Linked DNA regions of Homo sapiens: region 1 is linked to region 2. Evidence: chromatin contacts called from ENCODE Hi-C or POLR2A ChIA-PET data. All regions are on one chromosome and are shown on one strand. The core of a region is the stretch at or near the end of the contact, and the rest is flanking DNA. Distances in the headings are between cores, read along the strand shown. Region 1 holds the start of FAM200C (family with sequence similarity 200 member C). Region 2 holds the start of GABRB2 (gamma-aminobutyric acid type A receptor subunit beta2).

What was found. A loop is a pair of places that touch in the nucleus more often than their neighbours do. ChIA-PET counts read pairs that join two places held with the same protein, here RNA polymerase II (POLR2A). Pooled maps may share reads with other maps.
Region 1: a loop to region 2 is called in a pooled map, with 4 times the contacts of the local background. The contact joins the promoter of FAM200C here to the promoter of GABRB2 in region 2. A Hi-C loop is called at or near these places in 1 of 50 pooled maps. POLR2A ChIA-PET finds 5 or more read pairs at or near these places in 2 of 52 experiments (A549 and Panc1).

Annotation. Positions count from the first base shown.
Region 1 is chr5:160,398,743-160,401,442 of GRCh38, reverse strand. FAM200C (family with sequence similarity 200 member C) reads left to right here and starts at 1,389. Exons shown (of 2, transcript NM_022090.5): 1 at 1,389-1,804. RefSeq lists enhancers at 1,700-1,849, 1,743-2,428.
Region 2 is chr5:161,545,275-161,547,974 of GRCh38, reverse strand. GABRB2 (gamma-aminobutyric acid type A receptor subunit beta2) reads left to right here and starts at 1,250. Exons shown (of 10, transcript NM_001371727.1): 1 at 1,250-1,408; 2 at 1,562-1,653; 3 at 2,681-2,700. The coding sequence starts at 1,332.

The sequences.
Region 1 (2,700 bases), core at 140-2,639, 1.1 Mb after region 2:
TGTTTTATTTTGGAAAAGTAATGCCTAGCCAGCCTGGCCAACATAGCAGAGCCCTGTCTCTATGAAAAATACGAAAATTAGCTGGGCATGGTGGCACACGCCTATAATCCCAGCTACTCAGGAGGCTGAGGCATGAGAATTGCTTGAACCCGGTTCAAGAAGTTACAGTGAGCTGAGATTGCGCCACTGCTCTCCAGCCTGGGCAACAGAATGAGACCCTGTCTCAAAAAAAAAAAAAAAAAAAAAAGAAAAAAACATAATGCCTAGGACATTACTCAGATTGAGCTTTGATTTTATTATCTCAATAATAGCTGCCTTTTGAGTGCGAGAATTATGTACTGTAATTGTCATAATGTTATCTCCTTCCTCAAAAGAATTTCATGGGGTAATGGATGATATGTAAGTTTTACAAAAAGCACATGGAATTAACTCCAAGTAACCTGCACAAATCCTAACCGTTGGAGTCAGGACATGAAGCTAGCTGTGGGATTCTGAAGCCTACCCCTTTCTCTAGTATTGAAGGCCCTAATTTCTTGACCAACAAGGCTGGTCTTTAGCAGTTTCTTCCATCCACAAAAAACTTCAGCAGCCCGTCAATATTTACCAGGCTCACCCTTAACACCTGAAAATGATGTATCTGGCCCACATTCGTTGACGCCCCACCACTCCTCACACACACTAGTCTTATGGAATGCTTCTAACAAGATTGTACAAAAATGAGTAAACTCATTAAGTTTATAAGAATTCTGGAAAGACCCCCAAACAGGAAAGGGCTATATTCCGGTTTCTTTCAACAACGTTTCCTAGTTTCTACTTGGGATTTTTCTCTAAAACCTCTCTAATATGGGTTTATTTCTTTGAAATCATGTTGTTGAAAGAATTTAAAATAAAAATATTTCAGATATATGATGATGACATGGAAATTCATCCCTATGCTCCCACTTACGGAAAGTGGGATCAGCTTGCATAGGCAACAGTACACAAGCTATGGAAGCTCATCCTCCACTGCTGAAATGTCTAATCTGAAATTACAATGAGCTTCCTTCTCTTTTTCTCTCATTTATTCCACATGGAACATGGCAATTATCAGGCGTTTTATCTCCAAGCTCAAAGCCCGACACAATATAAAAGTTTAAGTGCTCTGCATGTTAAAAAGAACTATGTGGAGTTTACAGCCCCTTCCATTCCTGAAATTGTACAGTTCATCCTCTCTGGCAGACACAATAAACAAACGATTTCTTGTTCCACGTACACAATCTTAAAAAAAAAATTGGGAAGGGCTAGCGCGCATGCTCAATACTCAAGCCAGCCAGCCCATCCCACAGCCCTTTGCTACTGCGCCTGCGTGTGGGAGACGCCTCTCCCAGTTTGCGGGCGGGAAGCACCCTGGAGAACCCGGATGGAACCCGGGCCTGGCTGAGGCGGAGGTTGTTGCGGATGCTTCTCTCTCCAGGCGCACCGCAGATTCCTGCCCGGGGGTTGGACCCGAGGAACCGCCGTCTCTACTGGTTCCGACGGCCAGAGGCTGGGCCCTAGGCTGAGCGGAGAGTGGGACTGGAGCCTGAAACGGGCGCCTAAAAGAAGCCCGTGCATCCCATAGGCCTGCGCCTCAGGCTTGGAGACGGGCGGGCGGAGACCGCGCTGAGTCTTTTTTTTTTTTTTCCTAGCAGCTGGCGTTCTTATCTCACCCGGGAGGCTGTAAAAATCTCCGTCCTTAACAGTAACACCATCAGGTCCTATCAGTTAAGAGCTGCTTGTTATTTGCATGCATTCTTATAATTAAATCTCCTAACAACCCTGTAAGGTAGGTACTGTTATCCCCTCTGGAGGAACTGAGGCTTGGAAAGGTCCCATCCTGTAAGTGACAAAGCCACGATCCCAGGCGTTTGCCCCTGGAGCGTCTGCCCAGCCACCAAGTTCCTGCCCCCATTCTCCTGGCTATTGATTTTAACTGTAAAATGTAATGGTTAAATGCTCTGCCTCCCCAGACACCTGCGCCTATCATGATCTTGCATACGCAGTGGCTAGAAAGAAGTTGAATTGTATTTGGTTTGGAGTTTTAGGTTTACAGCTGCACTTTGGTGTTTTCACTGCTGGAATATATATATATTAGCATTCCCTAAATATTTGTTTTGTGAGTGTTCACTTTTAACTGATTTTTCTCATTTGTAATACTTTTTCATATCTACCCTTCATAAACTTGCAAAAACATTTTACTTTGTTATATCAGATCTTTCATTAAGCATCTGAAGATAATCTCTCAAAAGAATCATGCTTAAAATGAGTGATATCTATCTTAAGATAATGCTTTTTATCTTTTTATTATGGAAAGTTTCCAAAATACATTAAAATAGAACGGTGTAATGATGTATACCCATCATCCAGCTTCAAGAGTTACCAACTTAAGGCCAGTCATTTCTTTTATCTCCACCCCGCTTTGTGCATGTTTGTGAGTGTGCTGAAGTACGTATTTCAAAGGAATCCCAGACATCTTATTTCACTTGTAAATAATTGTCTGTATCTAACAAATGAGGACTTTTTAAAAACACAACCACAATACCATTATCATGCCTGTTTAACAATATCTCCTTATCATGATGCTTTTTAATGTTTACGTTTTTTAGGATATTGTAATTCCTAAATACCACAAAAGCGCAAGTGCAAATTGTGAGGTTCTAAAACACAAGCCTCTTGGGCAGT
Region 2 (2,700 bases), core at 1-2,500:
GAGTCCCCGTCCCCTGTCCCGGACGAGGGGCCGGGGGCGCCAGCTCCGCACGCCGCGGGAGTGGGCGGCGAGCGCGGGCCTGCGAGGTAAGGAGGGATGGCGGCGGGTGGGGAGTGCGCCTGCACGTGTGTGCGCGCGGGTGCGCGCAGCGGAGGGGGCGCTGGGGGACCGGCCGGGGCGCGTCCCACCCGGCCACCTGCCCTTCCTGCTCTGTGCGGTCGCCCACGCCCTCCAGTCCCCCGCACCTGCGCTAGGGCGCCCGTCACCCGCATCCCTCACGCCTCCACGTCCCATCTCCCCCTCATGCAAACCCCACCCTGCCCACTAATAATTCCCACTGCAGAATCAGACCGAAACCTGGAGAGACAGCATTGCCTTTCTGCTCCCCTCGCCCCCCTCCCCTCCTGCTATAAATAACCCGGACTAGCGGGTCAGGAACGTCACACGGCGAGAAAACAGGACCCCGAGGTTTTCTTCTCTGGGAATAGGGGGCAAAGGGTGAGGAGAGGAGAAAGAAATCGCTCGTGAGTAGTGAAGAAAAGCTTGCTCTTTGACTACTAGAAGAGACCAGCCATTATTTTATTCTTTTCTTTCTCTTTCTTCCTTTTTTATTTTTCCGTGCCTTTCTTATTCTGTACCCGCCTCCCCAACCCCCCGCCCCAAATCCAACGGGTTGCTCAGCATTCCTCCCATTGGTTTTTTCCCTCCCTCCCGCTTCGACTCCCAACGCCCCCTCCCCCCTCCTCCCACCCGCTGCACAACCCCCGCCCCCCCCATCCCAGTCTCGCCCCAGGCAGGGCATGCTATTTGCCAAGGAAATAAAGTTCAAACTCCTTGCCCCGTGTCCGGCTGAGACCAGAAGTGGGCTTACCGGCACCTATCTTCCGCTGGCACGCCACACCTGCTCTCCTCTAATTTTCTAATCTGGTTTTGCATATTTAAAAGGACACACACACACACCAAAAACCCACAACCCGCTCGGTGCAAAACTGCCTCTTGCAACTACCGAAACTTACCAGACGCTGTAGTTATTTTGTCTTAACGAAAGGATAACAACAAAAATTTTATTCTGGATGCTGCTGTGGGGTGACTTTTCTATATTATTCAAATATGTATGTATTATACATATACATGTTTTTCCTTTTTCCCTTTTAATTTTTTTTTTTTTTTTTAAACAAGGAAATCTGCTCGGTCCCCGGCAGCCGCCGCTTCCCCTTTGATGTTTTGGTACGCCGTGCGCATGCGCCTCACATTAGAATTACTGCACTGGGCAGACTAAGTTGGATCTCCTCTCTTCAGTGAAACCCTCAATTCCATCAAAAACTAAAGGGATGTGGAGAGTGCGGAAAAGGGGCTACTTTGGGATTTGGTCCTTCCCCTTAATAATCGCCGCTGTCTGTGCGCAGAGGTAAGTGTGCCCAGCGTTTCTCTTTTCCGTTCTCACTTTGAAGGGTTCTGTCTGCATACCTCTGTGAGCAGGGAAATGTAGTAGGGATCCGATGCTGAAAACGCTATGCCTGCTTCCTTATTGATGCCTGCTTATTGTCATTTCTTTCTTTAGTGTCAATGACCCTAGTAATATGTCGCTGGTTAAAGAGACGGTGGATAGACTCCTGAAAGGCTATGACATTCGTCTGAGACCAGATTTTGGAGGTAATGGGGTTGCCTTGCAAATAAGTCCAGCCACAGCCGAAGCTGTCTTTTGAGCTTTGTGCGCGCTCTCTTCCCTCTCCCTAGTTGTGGGTGCATGTGGTGTCCTGAATGTGTCTCTATTTTACCATATTGAGAAACTGATCAAAACTTAAGCTGGATTATTGCTACCCACCACTTCCGTGGTCTTTCAATGAGACCCTCTTAGTGTGTACTCAAATTTGGTGACTGCTGTCTTTCAGCTTCACTGTTATGAATCCTTTGCTTCCCTGCCTTTGCTTTGTTGAGACACAAACCTCTTAAGTTTAGTTAATGGTGTGCCGAGAGAACCCGGCTTGCGGAAGGCCACCGTTAACATTTTTTAGGACAAGACGTGCAGGCAGTTGGTTGAGAGGTGGCGTTAACCCCCTGTGCCTGCCTACTTTGGAAGAGTTCTTCTGGCCAGGGTTACAGTGGCTCATGTCTGGATATAATCCACTCCTCCCAGCCTCACAGAAATGGGGAGGACTGGGGGATGGGAGGGTAGGGAGAAAATGGGAGGGTTAGAGAAGGTAGGGGAAAGAAGAATCTCTCTCTGGCTGCAGCCCTAGATATGCTGATAGACTCACTTAATATTGCTTCAGACTCTTATGAAGCTCAAAGAGTTAAAACCTGTGCACAGAAGGGGGTGGGAAAGACTGAGGAGGAGGGGGTTTCAGCGCAAAATATAAAAATCCCTTAGACTAGAAGGATTCTTGTGCTTCTGTGAGTTGTGTGCATTCACATGCTGAGACATATGCATATGTAGACAGAGCTGGAATCCCTTGTTCACAGCATACGTGTGTGCATATTCAATACAGCATTTGTTAGAGGAGTGTGTGCCTGCTACCTTTTTTTTTTTTTTTTTTAACAAAAAAAGCAGAGAATTGAAAAATTTGAGATTGAGTAGTGCAGAAGGGTTTTGGGCAGAGTGTCTTATGCTCAGGGATAACTCTTGCTGAGAATGAATGAAGTTCAAAGAAATCACGTGGCTGGCCGTCTTGCTTTGCAGGTCCCCCCGTGGCTGTGGGG